Regions from separate parts of the Homo sapiens genome. Here region 1 is linked to region 2. A link is a loop called in an ENCODE intact Hi-C map of the cell type or tissue named here. Cell type or tissue: PC-9. All regions are shown on one strand. Links, peaks and the distances in the headings refer to the core of each region. The heading gives the core; the rest is flanking DNA.

Region 1 (8,669 bases), core at 329-8,328, 70 kb before region 2:
TAGTGATACTGCATCTAGATTCCAAATGAGCTTAATGAGCTATCATTGACTGCACTACTGATCTTGCCCTTGCCCCATCCATCCCATCCTATATTTGAATCACACTATGTTTCTTCCTTTTCCCTCACTGTGCTTCTTCATTCCTCATTGCTTCTGACTTTTTCTTTTTCTTATATCATGGAAGTTCTGCACCCCCTATCTGATGAGCTCATCGCTTAAGAGACTTTTCAAATGTTACCTCATCTGTGAAGCCTTTCTAATCCGCATACTTCTAACAGGTTTAATTCTCCCCTATCCTCTACATTTTTTTTTCCTTCTTCCCCCACTCCTGCTTCTCCTCCCCCTCCTCGCTCTCCCCCCAACTTTTGACAGGATCTTGCTCTTTACCCAGGCTGGAGTGCAATGGTGCGATTATAGCTCACTACATCCCCAAATTCCTGGCCTCAAGCAATCCTCCTGCCTCAACCTGCTGAGTAGCTAGGACTACAGGTGTGCACCACCACACCTGGCTAATTAAAATTTTTTTTTTTTTTAGAGACGAGGTCTCACTGTGTTGCCCAGGCAGTCTTGCTAACTCAGTCTCCTAACTCCCGACCTCAGGCAGTCCTCCTAACCCAGTCTCCCAAAGCATTGGAAATTACAGGCACCAGCGACCATGCCTGGCCTATTTTTTTACATTTGTAATTTAGAGCCATGAAATTACTTGTTACATTGTATTACATGTTAATTTTTCTGTTGTCTCCACTTGGATAATAAGTTCCTATTCAGTGTCACAGTTGCCTGGCACATAATAAATACTCAAAAATGCTTATTGTTAATTTTATGTATTTATGAAAATAATCAGTAAATGTTGGGAAATTTGCCTTTACTATGGTTTGCATACAAAAGAACTGTGGGAGTTATTTATCTTAAACATAATGTGAGCCAGTGGTATGATGTATTTTCTAAAAAGAACAAAGCAAAACACCCACATGAACATAGGGTACATAAAAGGAGAATGGAGAAAGGGACCATAGAGGAAACCCAGATCAGGTGCTGTGCTGGATGATTTTCATACACATTCCTATCATAACCCTGTCAGGTAAATGCTCATATTTCATTTTGCAGATGAGGAGACTGAGACACAAACTACTCTTAGTAACTTATCAAGGTCACATAGGAATGGTGAATCTGAGATTGGACTTGGGTCTTATTTCAAAGCCCTGTTCAATTCTTAATGTTACTAGGCTCCCATTCCTCTGGACTAGAAGAGTGAATTCAGATACTGTAAGTCATTATAAGGTAGTGTCAAACCAGTGGAGGAAAGCAGAAAAGTGAAAAACCTTCTTTGTGTTGGTTATGAAGTGTGTGCCACTAGACGGTGCCCTTTCCTTGATGAAGAAATAAAATGTTGCTTGAGTCCTGTGGTCTGATCCTCTCCCATACTAGTCAAAAACAAAACATTGGCATTTTCAGATAATATCTGGAAAATGGAGACATGACAACATTAAAGAGGCAGTGTGGCCCGGGCTTGGTGGCTCATGCCTGTAATCCCAGCACTTTGGGAGGCTGATTCAGGAGGATCACTTGAGTCCAGGAGTTTGAGACCAGCCTGGGCAACATAATGAGACCTCTTCTCTACAAACAAACAAAAAAAATGAACAAAATTGGCTGGGTGTGGTGGCTTACACCTCTATCCCAGCTACTTGGGAGGCTGAGGTGGGAGGATCACTTGAGTGCAGGAGGTCGAGGCTGCAGTGAGCTGAGATCATACTACTGCACTCCAGCCTGGGTAACAGAGCAAGACCCTGTCTCAAAGAAAAAAAAAAAAAAAGTAGGGTGTAGTGGCAAAAACAAATACAGGGCATGTATGTAATGAAATTCAGACTTGGATTCTGCCACATTCTGGCGTTGTGACTTGAGGCAACTTTTCAGCTCTGAGCCCTATTTCCCATATCTCTGGAATAGACATCATGCCATTTACTCATAGTGTTGTGAGTACCAGATTAGTTAATACATTTTGAAAAGTACTCAAACACGGTGTTTGGAGCTTAATAGGATCTAAATGAATGGTAGTTTTTTTTTTGTAATTCATAATTTCTATTAATACAGATGAATCTCAGATTCTGAAGAATTCTAAAGGGCCTTAGGAATCACCAAAGAAAAATGAATTATATTAAACAAAGTTTTAATGGTAAATTTATTATACATCTTTGAAAACTATTAATCTACATGTGATTTAGAGTGACCCTCTTTTACTCCATCCAGTGAAACTAAGTATTCCATTTACCTGTTGTGCTAGGTATCAGAATTGAATGTGATTTCCTGAGAGATGCATTATCTATTCTCTTTTCTTTTAGTCTACCACAAGAGAGGTCGGTGGTGCACCATGACAGAATATTAATATTTTCAGTAATGACTTCTGTTAGTGCCCTATTTCATTGATACCATCACTTTTTTTTTTCACAATGCAATAAGGTGTTATTTTTAGGTTAATGTATAACCTTAAGAATGTCTTCCTTTTTCCCTTGGATCTGTATCCTGTAAGAACTTTTATCAATTGTCTTGTTATTTCACAGTGAAAAGTCACTCTATTCATTGTGGCTTTTCTCGTTAATTCAGTAGCCTTTTTGTAAGCTCTTTCTCTTCTCTATGAATTTAATATTGAAAATATCCTCCCTTGGGCAAGATGTAAACATCTATTTAATCTCTGTGATTGGTACATAGATGTCATTAGTGCTCTATTTTATGAATGTTTATACTATTTCATAATTACAAATTAAAAATTAAATGAAAAAGAAAGTGATGGAAGAATATATTCCAGGCAAGTGCTAACCATAAGAAAGCTGGGAAACAGAATTAATATCAGACATAGAATACTAAGAAAAGAAATTAAATTGTTATGGAAAAAGAGAATACCAAAGACGCAGTATCACATAGATAACATTCTTTGACAACAATGGAAAAAATTAGAAATCCCTTGATGAAACAGTAGCCACCCACCTCACACACATACTTCTGAATAATTCATTGGTGGAAGTAGAAATGATAATAGAAATTGTGAAATATTTAAGTCTGAACGATAATGAGAAAACCACATGTTAAAACTGCATCTATGGAAGTCTGATTTATAATCTTAAATGAATATATTACAAGACAGATTGAGAATTAATGATCTAAACATTAAAATTTTAAAATTAGGTAAAGAAAAGAAATAGCAAAGGAAATAGAAAGAAGAAAATAACAAAAAGAATACACTAATGAAATGGGAAATAAACAGTAGAGAGCATAAACCAACTGAACTGTGATTCTGTGAAAAAAGTAATAAAATAAACCCTGGTTAGATTGGGAGGAAAAAAACGAAGGCACAAATAAATAATATTAAGAATGAAAAAAAGAAAAGTACGTAATAGTAGAGATGAAAAATTGTCAGGAAGCTACTACAAATACATTTTGCCAATAAATTTGAAAGCTTATATGAAAATGGATAATTTCTCAAAAAAGCATAAATCAACAAAATTAGGCTGTCAAAGAACTTGACAAGGTGATTCTAAAAGTCATTTAAAATTTGGGAAAGGGGAGAGATATTTTTAAAGAATAAGGAGTTGGTGGACTTGCCACTCCAGATATTAAGTTTTTAACTGAAACTATGGTAATTAAAATGGTATGGTGGTGTTATAAGAGACAGAAATAGATTAGCGGAATGGAAGAGAAAGCTGAAAAACAGAACCATTTGGATTTGGGTCTTGGAGAAAGCTGGAAATTTGGTATATGATAGAGCGTTACAAATCAGACATTATCACTTAGTAAATGAAACTGGATCAATTGGGTGTCCATATGAAAAAAAGAAGATTACTCTTTACCCCATGTGATACACAAAAACAAATTTCAGATGTATAAGAGGTATAAAATGAAATTTTAAACTTAGAAAAAAAGCATAGGTGATATCTTTATGATGTCAAGATAGAGCAGAAAGCATAAACCACAATGGCAAATATTTGTGGATTTGACAACATTCAAAATTTAAAACCTTTGAACAAAAAAAGATACCACAGTCAAAGGGAAAAGACAACTCATGGATAGAAGAGAAAATACTTAAAATACATCAGTTGGCAAAGGATTAATATTCTGTGTATATATAAATAACTCCTGCATATTAATAAAGAAGACAAAAAGAAAATCCCCCCAAATGCATACAAATCTGTAAAAAAGACAAAAGAATTCTCAAAATGTAGAAAAGTTACATACTTTCAATTCATGTAAGGGGGAATAAGAAGGTAAAATATTGAATGCAAAAGCAAAGCAAATTGTTTACCACTCTCTTACTGGCATCTAGGCCAGTGCCTAGAAATTCAATAAATACTTGTTGAATCAATGAATGAATGATGCTAAAGTAGGTCCTCCATGCAGCGTCTTCTTTAGTGAGCAGGTTGAACTGCAAGCCATTCTGCTCCCTTCTATATTATTGATTCTGTCACTCCTCTCTAGACTGTATGTTCCTCCAGGGCATAGACATGTTTTGTATCCCTTGGCTGTTACTGTTCTTGGCCCAGAATAGGTATTTAATAAGTTTGTTGAAGTAATTAGTGAATATTGTTTACTGTCACCATGTCCTGTTAAGAACAGGCTTTGGATCAGGGTTTGCAAGACCTAGTATTCTTCTCCCTTTTAGTTGTTGGACTTTTGGCAAACTTAAAAAAAATTTTTTTTAAACCTGAGTCTCAGTTTCTTAATCTCTAAAGAAGAGTAGTGACCTGTTCTGCCTAAATCTCAGGGACCACATTTAAATGCACTATGTGAATGTAAATAGACTTCCAATGTCATTTAAGCAGTGATGAAAAGTATGTGGTTGTAGAGTTATAATGGGAGTAGCTATGCTGTGTATTCTTAGCACTGTCTACATTCCTTTTAGGAGCCTGTGAGCAATCTATGTCTCAGAGGAGTCATCATTCTTTTTTATTATCTTTGGAACCAGTTCACCAGCCTACTTTTCGCAAAGGGAGATTGGCCCCAAAATAGCCAGAATTTTGTTTCTCTTTTTTTACCCCAAGCCGTGAGAGCAAAACTATCTGTCTGTCTTTGGCATCAGAATGATGATTCATGTCTGAAGTATGTCTGTGTGTATAGAAAAAAAACGAAAAGAGAGAAAGTCAGGAAATTCATCCAGTGGGACAAGACTGTGTAGCTCTAGTTTCTTTTTGGTGCCTTGATAGTGTGACCCTGGAGCAACAGGCACCTTGGTGACCTCAAGTACTGATAGAACTTTAAGAAGCTGACCATCTGAAACCTTCAGAAAAAAATCATGAGAGGTCACTGAAAGATGTATATGTTTATTATGTTGGCACAATGGGGGTCATAAAAGTGGAGTTGAAAGAAAAACATTGATATTTTTGTGGGTTAGTATAACAAATAACTTTTCTTAACAACAGAACACCATTTCATATATAGATTATCAAAGGGAGTTTTGCTTTACCAGATATAATCAAAAAAATACTCTAAACCCAGATAAAGGGAGAGGAAGGATGTCTCAGGCAGAGGGAACATGTGCAAAAAATGGTGGTAGGAGAGAAATTGGGGCAATTGGTAAACCTTAAGCTATTTAAGTGTAGAATAGAGAGGTAGGCATGGAGCAAATCACTAAGGGCCTTGTAGGCTAGGCTGTGGCGGAGAGTGACCACATCCCTTAAACCAGAACTGCTTGAGAATGAAAGGGGGATCTATTCATTATTGAGCCAGGACAACAGGAATAATCCAGGATTGTTCCTGGCAAACCAGGTCGTATGGTCACCTTGTGTGAAGGTGAAGAAGAACCATTGGTGTGGTAACATATCCTCCAAGGAATGGAAGGTTAAAATAAATTATAAACTAGAGGATTGGACAGCTGAATAATCTTGACTAAAAGGGAATGAGAGAGGCTGGCCAATTGCTTGGTTAGGACATGGAATTGAAAAGGGCTGTTGTTAAAGAGTATAAAGACTTGAGTCTTGAGTATGTGTAAATGCAGTTGGGAAAAAGAGAGAGAGAGACAGAGAAGAGAAATAGAGACCAGGAAGAGAGAGACAGAAATTGAAAATTGGCAGGGATATGGAGCATGAGTGTGGAAGGACTGGGTTTTCGATAGAAGAATGGATGCCTTTTCCATTATGATAAGTGGAAAGGAAGCATGCTGGGTTTAGATGCAAGTGAGTCTTCAGGTGGGAGGGCACATCAGGAAGGTTTAGAATTTCTACCCGATGGCTGCTTTTGTTGTTGGGAGTCCTAGCCAATGAATAAAGCAATAAAAGACATATAAGGTGTAAGGCTTGGAGTAGAAGTAATAAGACTATTATTCACAGCAACTTAATCGAGCATATGGAAAATCCAAAAGAATCTATAGATATAACTATTAGAATTGAGAATTGAATCTAGCAAGATAAGCAGATACAAAGTCATTATATAAAAATCAACGAATTTTTTTTTTTTTTTTTTTTGAGACAGAGTCTCGCTCTGTCGCCCAGGGTGGAGTGCAGTGGCGTGATCTCGGCTCACTGTAAGCTCCACCTCCCAGGTTCACGCCATTCTCCTGCCTCAGCCTCCTGAGTAGCTAGGACTACAGGCGCCCACCACCAGGCCTGGCTAATTTTTTGTATTTTTAGTAGAGATGGGGTTTCACCGTGTTAGCCAGGATGGTCTTGATCACCTGACCTCATGATCTGCCCGCCTTGGCCTCCCAAAGTACTGGGATTACAGGCATGAGCCACCGCACCTGGCCAATCAGTGATATTTCTGTATACTAACAACTGGCAATCAGAACATGAATTTTTTTAAATGGAGAACATTTATAATAGCATCAAAAAGCATCAAATTTTTAGGAATAAATATTAACAAAAGATGAGTGAGACCTCTACTCAGGAAATGATAAAACATTATTGAAATTTAAAAAGACCTAAATAAATGACAGTCTATTTATTTAGACTGGCAAATCCCAGTTTATTTCTAGTCATTTGAGTCATTATGCTGGCAAGTGTGTGTGTGTGTGTGTGTGTGTGTGTGTAAAACGTGTGTAGCTGACTAAAAATTTATGAAGAGTCAAGAGTATCCATTCCTGATTCCTGCCTTCTCAGCCAACATACAGAACCCAGTAGAAATGGTGATTTGCTTTCCTCTGCCCCTTTGGGGATGGCTGGCTATGACTATGTTCAAGATGTTTATTTATTAAAAAACTTTTTTTAAATTGGAGGATTTACTCCACCTGATATCCAAATGTAAAGCCTTCCAGAAGATAATGTAGGAGAATATTTTCATGGCCTTGGGACTGGGAAAGACTTCTTAAAGGAGACATAGAAAGCAGAACTATAAAATGTAAAGTCAATACACTGTCCTACATTAAAGTTAAGAATTCTTCATCAAAAGATATCATTATGTGAGTGCAAAAGCAGGCAACAGAGTAGAAGTAGATACTTGCTTAATTTATAACCATTGAAGGGCTCATACCCATGATATAGAAAGAACTCCTACAAGTCATTAGAAAAAGATAGTCCAGTCTTGTCAATGGAGAAGAAACTTAAACTATTTCACAAAAGAGGATCTTCAAATGGTCAGAAACCATGAAAACATACTTAACCTTGTCAGTTATTAGGGAAGTGGAAGTTAAAACCATGATGAGATGTCACTACTTACCTGCCAAGAATAACTAAGGTGAAAAACTGTTAGTGAAGTTATTGGAACAGTTGAAACTGTCGTATACCACTGATGGGAGTATAGCTGACACAACCACTTTTGAGGACGATTTGATAGTATCTCCTAAACCTGATATATGCATATCCTGTGACCTAGCAAATTTACTTTCCTAGATTTGTATTTAATATAAATACATGTATAACAAAAGATATGAATAAGAATATTCATAGGAGCTTTATTCTAATAACGTAAAACTGAAAACAACATAAATGTCCATGCACAATGGAATTGATAATTGTGGGTCTATACAGAGGAATGATATATATAGCAATAAAAGTGAACAAACTACTGCTTCATGCAACAATATGGATGAATCTTACAAACATGGTGCATGAAAGAAGCCAGACACAAAGGAAAATAAGTGGTGTGAGTCCATTTGTATACAATTCAAAGACAGGGCCAGGCATGATGACTCCTGCCTGTAATCCCAGCACTTTGAGAGGCTGGGATGGGTGGATCACTTGAGGCCAGGAGTTTGAGACCAGCTTGGCCAACATGGTGAACCCTGTCTCTACAAAAAATATAAAAATTAGCCGGGCGTGTGGTGATGCATGCCTGTAATCCCAGTTACTCAAGAGGCTGAGGCACAAATATCACTTGAGCCTCAGAAGCAGAGGTTGCAGTGAGCTGAGATCATGCCACTGCAGTCCAACCTTGGCAACAGAGTAAGACTCTGTTTCAAAAATAAATAAATAAATAAATAAGTTCAAAGACAGACTAAACTAATTGTTATATTAGAACTAAGGATAGTATTTATCTTTGGAATGGAGGGTTGGGTTAATGATTAGGAAGTGTTACAAGGGGAGCTTTTCTGTTCATTGAGCTGTACACTTGTGATTTGTATATATGTTACATTTCAATGTAGTGTTATTTTCAGATGAGATAGTATATGTAAAATGCTTAGCATAATGCCTCACTCATGAAAATGAGTTCAGTTCAATAGCTGGCAGCATTAACTATTTACTGTGGTT
Region 2 (8,669 bases), core at 415-8,414:
GATCAGGTTTCCCTACCACCCGTGCAGTTGAAAACCCACATACAACTTTTGACTCCTCCAGAGCTTAACTACTCATAGCCTGCTATTGACTGGAAGCCTTGCCAATAACATAAACAGTTGATTAATACATATTTTATATGTTTTCTGTATTATATATTGTATTCTTACAATAAAGAGAAAAGAAGATGTTATTAAGAAAATCATAAGGAAGATAAAATATATTTACTGTTCATTAAGTGGTTCCCATGGGTGCTGGTTCCCATGGAGGTTGCCCCTTGTGAGTTTTTGCTCAGGGAAGTTGTGATTCTCTATATTTGCCTGTTGGTCTCCTAATTTGGGAGTCATCAGTTTTCCCTGTGACCTCACTTCTCTTACAGAGTTAAGAACAGTTGTTGGTTTTTCAGTTTGTTCAGTGTTTTACATGTTGTTAGAACACAGTGGTACTTCTAAGTTTCTTAACATGCTAGATCAGAAACCTGAAGTCTCACCTAATTTGGCTTTTTATATTTTTTCTTCTTTTTTTTCTTCCATTGCTACCAAAGCATTTTTCATCTGTGTCTGGGGTGACATTAGAGCAGAATGTGATTTCTAGGTAAACATTATTGGGCTCCCTAGCAGAAAAATTTTTGAAAGTAGTACATGAATTCTGTATAATTAAAATTTTCTTTTCATCTTAATAGGTATAGGTAATAGGCACGGCCTATTTTTTTTTTGCTCAACAGTCTAAAATAGTAATTTAATCACCTAATAGCCTTAGTTATATAGTTGAAAGAAGAGTTGGAAATCTGATTCATGGGTTGGAAATCACCTGTCACATATGAGTTTTAGGCACTGGTCACTTTATTTTGAAACAGCTTTGGGGTTTTTTCCTTTTTCAACTCATAATAGGCTTTAACAGCTTTTAGTTTTGTTTCTGTTTTTTTAACAGCATGAGTTGCCAAATTTGGTTATAGCTTCTTGGTACAAGATGGGTAAATTTGCTTTGTGTTGTGTAATTACTTTTTATTTTAAATGCTACCTCTTTTATGAACACTAACTTTACACTAAGATTAGGAAAATGAGAATTGCATGTCTGCAACAAATAGCTATCTGTAGTATTAAATTGTGAAAATGTAGACTTTGGATTGGAGCTGGCATCTCTTAATATGTAATTGTAACATAGAGTAAATAAGTATTTTGTCCCTTGTAGGGTCAAACAGTACAGTGCATGGGCAGAATTAGAGATGTAGGCTTTTTTTTTTTTTTTTTTTTTTACTGGCTTAGAGAACCGTTTGATCAGCTAATATGGAATTAAGTCCCTAGGGCTGCCCAGGCACAACATTAACTGCTATTAAAGGAAAATTTAAAAGAGTATTAGTGAAGGTTAAATACTGACCATGGACATCTGGCAAAATTGATGTTTTTTTTCCCCTCCACCATTGTTTATAGTTTATTGTTATTTATCAGAGAATTAATGTTTATTTTCAGAATCTATTACCATAAGAAATCTGTTTGAGGACTTCGTATGTGCCAGGAATTCTACTAAATAATGATATAATGCTGAACAGAATTAGATAGGATCCTCACTTCGTTAAGCTTACAGTCTAGTGGTATAGATCAACATTAATCAAAGAATAACACAAATAGAAAGCAGAGCAGTGGTTCATGGGATTGACTGTAGAGAAGCATGAGGGAAGTTCCCAGGTGATGGAAAATACTTTATTTCTTAATCGTGGTGGTTACATGTGTGCATATGTTTATGAAAATATATTGTACATTTAAAGTGGATACATTTTATCACATGTAAATTATGACTCTATAAAGTTAATTAAAAAGAATAACTCAGGTAAGGTGGTGTGTGCGCCTGTAGTCCCAGCTATTTCTGAGGCAGGAAGATCACTTGAGCCCAGGAGTTTGAGTTCAGCATGGGCAACATGAGACCTGTGAGACTTTGTCTCTAAAAAAATTTAAATAAATAACTAAGATAAATGTAAAATTACAGCTGTAGTAAGTTCTACAAAGGAGAGTTACATGGGCTATGACGATGTAAGATAGCAAGAACTGACATTGGCAGGGAGGAAATGATGATGAGTAGAAGTAAATAAGTGAAGTGTGGGGATTGATGTCAAGGGGACAGTATAAAAGAAATAACAGCATGCGCCAAGGCCCTAAAATTGGAAAGTCCTTGGCAAATTAAAGGAGTTTGAAAAAGGCCATTGTGTGCAAAGCAGAAAATAGGTACTACAAGGTAAAAGATGGAGCTAAGCGGTAGGTAAGGCTAAACCTTGTCAGCCATTGTTAAATATTGAATTGTATCCTAAGCACAACTCAGTGGAAAGCAGTTAAAGTTCTTTAATTGGGGGAGGCAATGAAGGGGTAATAAAATTGGTTATAGAAATACTGCTCTGGCTCTAGTGTTGAGAATGAATTGGAGTAGCCAGAGTAGATTCAAGAAGACTTTAGTAAGATTATTCCAACAGGCCAGGACCTGTTATAGGGTGGTGGCAATGGAGAGAGATGGACAGAATGGAGAGTGTATTTAGGAGGTAAAAATGACAGAACTTGGTGATGCACTGAATGTGAAATGGGGAAGGTGTCTAGGAGGACTACTAGGTTTATGGTTTGCGTATTAGGGTGGATGATAGCAGTTTCATTTACTGAGACAGGGAGCCCTGGCAGAGTACCCAGCTTTTAGAGTGGGTAGGGGGAAGGGGAGAGTGCATCTGGTGTTGGGCATTTTGAAGTGATTTACATACAACAAACTGAAGGTATCTTTAACACTGAGTCCAGCAGGTTAGCATATTTATTCAGCAAGCATTGCACCTTTTTTTGTTGTTTTTGGGGTCTTCAACTCCTGGCCTCGAATCCTCCCTCCTTCCCCCGCCTCTCCCAGCCTCCGCCTCCCAAAGTGCTGGGATTTCAGGAGTGAGCCACCGCGCCTGGCCAGCATCGCGCTGTTTGTGCAGTGTGCCCTGTGCTAGGTCTTGCAGTGGGTACCAGTAGAGACATAAAAGTACAAAAGATAATTGGACGTTTAGTAGAGTCCTGAAAGGGGGCGGGATAGGAAGATACCTAACCATAAGAAAAACCAGCAAGAGCGGAAAAGGAGCTAGTCCTCCAGATCAATAAGTTAATCACTTATGTTTGTGATTCCCTGCATTTTGGGTGATTCTCTGTCGAGGTCCTCTTAAGTCCAGACTTTTGATATAATCTGCAGTTTGCGCCATTTGGATTCCTGAAGCATCTTTACAAGCCACCTACATTCCTTATGGAGCTGTGGCACAACAGCAAGCCCACGATGTCTCACCGGATTAATAAAAATATAGGCGCTCACGCTTTTGTTTACCGATATAGTATCTCCTCCTCCCCTCACTCCATCAACCCCCACGCGACACAACTTTCCGGAAGTAAGCAAAATCCGTTATCAAGGTGAAACTCCGGGGACCAGGCTCCACAGCTGCCATAAACTGGATGGCACGTTAGAAGCCGGTGGGTGTAGGTGAGGCACGCTGGCGCCCGCGGGCCCTTCTCCAGCCGCTACCCAGTGGGAATCCGCGGGGCTGAAGCCCCGAAACCAGGCTGAGCGTCCCAGAGCGCAACCTCCCTTTCCCCCAGCAGCGCCGGCGCCGCAGAAGCCGCGTGTCCCCAGGCGCACTCCCCCAAGGTGAACCCCCGCCCCCCACGGAGGCGGCTGGGTCGCGGGTCTGGGCGGGGCGCTCCGGACGCCCTCCCGCCGCTGCGCACCCCTCCCGCGAGCTGCCAGCTCCCTCGGCCTCTCCACCCAAAACTGGCCCAACCGCCAATCGTCTGCCTCTCACCTCCTACAGCAGGTGACCCATGGCCAATCGCCAGGGGTCTCTTTGCCAGGAGCCGCCAGGGCCAGCCAATCGGGGCGACCCCTCCGCCGGGGAGGGGACGGGAAAGGGGTGGGGGGTGAAGGGGGTGAAGGGGGTGTCCCGGGGGACGGGCTGAACCTCAGTCAGGACCGCCTGCACCGCAGTCCGGGGATCGGGTCGAGGGGAGAAGAAAAAGGGGTGCTCGGGAGCAGCCCCCGGCTACCTCCCCTGGAGGCACAGAGGGCGGGGGCCTTGGCGAATGGCTTTCTTGCTGGCCACTTGCGGAGTGAGTAGACCCCGAGGGTCTGGGAGAGGGGCCGGCCCCTACCCCTGAGTCCCCGGGGTCCCGGCCGCCAGGCCGGAGCGCGAATGTCGTGCTCACCCTGCCTCCTTCCCGCCGCCCCCTGGGGTGAGTAGGACGACGTGGCTGCCCGGGCCCCTCTTCCTTGGGAGTTCTCAGTTCCTCAGCCTAGATGGGGTGGAGGCTGAGGTCAGGGCCTCCAGTTCCACCGAGAGGGCATTCGCCCCCAAATGAGACTTTGGAGGAGGTCTCTTTTTTTCTATTCATTTTTGTGGAACTCTGTTTTCCTTTTGAAAGCTGTCTCAGAATATGATTTTAAGCAGAAAAGTTAAGCTTTCTCTTATGTGAAAGCTTAATTTTGACCAGTTGCCCATTAATAGAATCTCCAGTTGCAGGCCAAGTGTTTTTTGGTGGTGGTTTATTTTTGGCACGGTGTTCGTGCCTGGCCCTGTATTTTTTGTGTATAAAGTAATTACGGATGCTATTGTTTTTGAGTATGTGTGTCGGGAAGGAGGTGATTTTACGCTTTTTGGGTAGCTTGTGCAAAAATACTGAAAACTTTGGTATAGTTTTATGGGGTTCTTAGCCCAGCCGAGTTATGGAAAGTTGAGTATAATTAATGGACTAGGAAGCATATTTGAGTAATGCACTTTTTGCTGACATTCATACTGTATTATAAGTATTTGTTATGAAAGGTTGAGAGATGTATTGAACAAGAAAACCAGTTTTGCTAATTTGAAGTAATACTTTGTTTTGCTTTTTGATTAAACTGTTTACTTTTAGCTGTATTAAGGAAGTTAAAATCAAGTAATTCCTAGTTTCTCAGTGGAGAAGCTGGAAGCATCTTAGAATAGTAGTTGTAGTTTTAAAAGTTTTTACAGTGAACTTTGAAACTGGAAATTCTCACGTAGTTAATTATGAATAATCTCTCTTGAACACTGCCTGTATTGAACTAAGTAGTTGATGAAACCCTTTAATGAATACTGTTAGCACCTGTCATTTATTTATACTTTAAATATATTGCTTTACTCCCCCCCACCTTTTTTTTTTTGTGCAGCCCGACAAGAGACAACCTAAATAAAAATACCGTATTACCTTTTCTAGTTCAGGGAAGGTGTATGATTAAAAGTCAGATTTGGGCCAGTCGTGGTGGCTCAGACTGCAATCCCAACACTTTGGGAGGCTGAGGCGGGAGAATTGTTTGAGTCCAGGAGCTGGAGACCAGCCTGGGCAACAAAGCCAGAACCTTCCCCCCGCCCCTGCCCCAATAAAAATTTAAAAATGAGCTGAGCGTGGTGGTGATGTGCACCTGTGTTCCCACCTGCTTGGGAAGCTGAGGCGGAAGGATCCCTTGAGCCCAGAAGTTTGAGGTTGCGGTGAGCTATGATTGCACCGCTGCACTCTAGCCTGGATGACAGAGAGCAAGACTCTGTCTCAAAGCAAAACAAAACAAAACAAAAAGGCGGGCGCAGTAGCTCACGCCTGTAATTACAGTGCTGCCTATAATCCCAGCACTTTGGGAGGCCGAGGCGGCCGGATCTCTTGAGGTCAGGGGTTCGAGACCAGACTGGCCAACATGGTGAAACCCCGTCTCTACTAAAAACACAAAAATTAGCCGGGCGTGGTGGCGGGCGCCTGTAGTCCCAGCTACTCGGGAGGCTGAGGCAGGAGAATCGCATAAACCCTGGAGGGGGAGCTTACAGTGAGCCGAGATCGTGCCACTGCACTCCAGCCTGGCGACAGAGCAAGAGTCTGTCTCAAAAAAAAAAAAAAAAAACTCTTAAAGAAAAAAACAGATTTGTAGTCTGATTTGAGAGCTTAAGTGAGAAACAAGAAAGACAACAGACAAGTTTCATCTGTTTACAAAGTGCCCTGAGTTTGGCTTTGACAGAGATGACGATGAATTTGGAAGTGCCCTTCAGTAAATACGAGGATGCAAAGGCTGTCTACTGGTCACGTTCATTTTGGTATTTCTAAAGTTCTATGATATTTTTAATGTGAAATTTTTCAAATGTTTTTTAATGTGAAAAGATTATTATATTTTGTACGCTCAGCCATCCCCACTTCAATCTCTGTTGATATTAAGATTAGTAGGGAATTTAACTGTAAGTTTGGTTCAGCCAGGAAAGAGCATTATTTTGTTAGCACCATGTTCTGCTGGTTGGAAAGTCAGGCACTCACATGGTTTGCACGCTGTTGATTAAGAAAGGGGACGATGACAAGAAAATCTGATAATCAGGCTTTTGTTCAGAGAAGCAAATTCTAGGATGTCCCCTGGGGTATGTTGAGTTCTATCTGTAGCTAAACTTTATACTGTAGAGCGAAAACAGATATTTATGATGATTCTTATATAGAAAAAAGACTTTGTGATTACTGTAGTATACTTAGAAAATTATATTTAGGAAGCTTTTCAGTAAAGGTTTAAACAAAGATTGTTAAGCTTGAAAGAATAGTTCTTATACTGACAATGTAATTAAGCCACGTATTCCTCCTTAAATATTTTAATGAAGTTCTACCACACACAGGCATTTAAAGCTACTTTCCATCTTCCTTATTTTCCATCTCCAGTCACCAGGTCCTGTTATGTTTGCCTTAGTAATATTTTTCAGATTCGTCACTTTTTTCTAGATGATAATGCTTTAATTCAGGCCATCATGGTCTCTCACCTAGACTTTTGCAAGGCTTTCTGACTAGTCTGTCACTGGACTCCCCTTACCCCATCCTTTTTATCCAAAAACAAATTTGGAATGGGTTGCCGCTCTTATAGTTAAGAATGTGTTTTGGCTCCTCCTTGCCAGAGTCCAGCTGCCCAGCATGTCCTGGAGGCCCTTCTTCATATTCTGGTCCTGATTTATCTCTGAGTCCAGACTCAGCTCCAGGTGCTTTACCCACGGCATCCACTGTGAACTGTTTCTCATTGAGAACATGCCATAGCCTCTCACAGTTATTTGTCTTTTCACAGCCTTTCCTTCTTGCTTAGATTACCCCACTGTATCTCAAGTGGTAAGCCTCCAGTTCTTCCTTAGCATACAGCTCCTGTGTTAACCTTTTCTATGATGCCTTCCTTCAGGCAGGGTGAGTTTGTTACTCTTGTGTGTGCTACTACAGCACTTTGCTCATATCTCCATATCACAGCCTTCACTAAGTTGTATTGTAAATTTTTAAACATATGTGATTCTTGCATTAAACCCTGATTTCCTAGAGATCTGGGGTTCTCACTCATCTTTGTATCCCCGGGGCCTTTGTCCCTAGTTTAGTGCATGGCACATAGTAGGTGTTCAGTAAGTGCTTAAGTGATCAAAATATGTGACGATAATAGCTTAAGTGTGTAAACCTTTGACTCAGTTTTACTGGAGTTAGGTTTTTCCCTGTGAGTTAAAAATGCTTCCTAGGTCACCAAGCTCCCTGGTTGCTACCAGACATGAGAAACGGGGGATTGGAAAAATGTTTAGAAACAGTGCTAAAAATGGTGAGCAGGGCCGGGTGCGGTGGCTCACGCTGTAATCCTAGCACTTTGGGAGGCCCAGGCTGGCAGATCACCTGAGGTCAGGAGTTGGAGAGCAGCCTGGCCAACATGGTAAAACCTCATCTCTAATAAACGTACAAAAATTAGCTGGGTGTGGTGGTGGGCATCTGTAAGCCCAGCCACTTGGGGGGCTGAGGCAGGAGAATTGCTTGAACCTGGGAGGAGGAGGTTGCAGTGAGCCGAGGTCACACCATTGCACCCCAGCCTGGGTGACAGAGCGAGACTCTGTCTCAAAAACAAACAAAAAAAAAAGTGGGCAGACTTCCAGGACTCCCCACCTTCCCCTACCCAATCTATAGGACCTCTAACATGATTAAAATAATACTAATAGTAGTACGAGTACTAATTGGTTCTGGAGTATTGTTAGTATCATAGGAAAAAGCATGTAGGCTAGCTAGAATGTCAGGGAAACTGCTTTAAAGGTGAAATTTGAGCTCATTCCAGATGATTAGGTAATGCTTAATTATATTTGCTATTAATATTATCTCTATTGTCCTTAAAGACATCCTTTGAAGATGATGATAGTACCTGGCCATAATAGACATTAAATAAATATATGTGTCATGAATGAATGGTTTGGTTGCTCTGTATGTGTGTGTATACATGTGCGCACGCAGGAGAGAGAGAAGAGAACTGTAGTTCCTGCCATATTGGAGTTCATTTATTTCTGGAGACACCTTTAGGAACTTGGCTTCTTTGCTGTATTGACTGAACAACTCGTTTTTCCCAAAATGTGCCACTTCAATTAAGTTATTCTGCTTACTCCGTTGTTTCTTTGCATTCTCTGCATTCCAGAGCATGTTTTAAAATCTGGTTGTGTTAGTCTTTCTCACTCAGTTTCAAGGTTACACTAAATGACAGAGTTTGCTTGTGTTTTGACATATTTTGTCATACCGTGGAGGACTTGGCTGCAGTTGGAACCTGTAAATTCTTACTGTGTTTATTTAAATGAAATTAATTTTTATTAAGGTGAATACACGGGCCCCAGGTTTTCCAATATGGTTAGGAATTTATCCTCCTGGTGAAC

The links. Hi-C counts contacts between places; a loop is a spot of excess contacts. Peaks named below come from ENCODE experiments on the same cell type or tissue, not always from the same donor. Only the 100,000 strongest peaks of a DNase experiment are listed, where the experiment ranks them.
Region 1: it touches region 2 in a loop (2.4-fold over the local background); 16 of 110 quality-filtered maps call a loop at or near these places.

What each region holds. Positions count from the first base shown.
Region 1 is chr1:51,656,314-51,664,982 of GRCh38, forward strand. All of the region lies in intron 2 of OSBPL9 (oxysterol binding protein like 9), which reads left to right. Among named protein-coding and RNA genes, the nearest start is that of OSBPL9, 44 kb to the left of the region's middle. In PC-9, for the core only: no CTCF peak of the experiment used is centred there; a DNase peak (open chromatin) is centred at 4,988; H3K4me3 peaks cover 1,492 bases; H3K27ac peaks cover 2,811 bases.
Region 2 is chr1:51,725,901-51,734,569 of GRCh38, forward strand. All of the region lies in intron 4 of OSBPL9 (oxysterol binding protein like 9), which reads left to right. Among named protein-coding and RNA genes, the nearest start is that of MIR761, 110 kb to the right of the region's middle. RefSeq lists silencers at 3,536-3,955, 4,166-4,215, 5,421-5,470 and an enhancer at 3,680-4,200. In PC-9, for the core only: no CTCF peak of the experiment used is centred there; DNase peaks (open chromatin) are centred at 3,281 and 3,791; H3K4me3 peaks cover 2,845 bases; H3K27ac peaks cover 1,846 bases.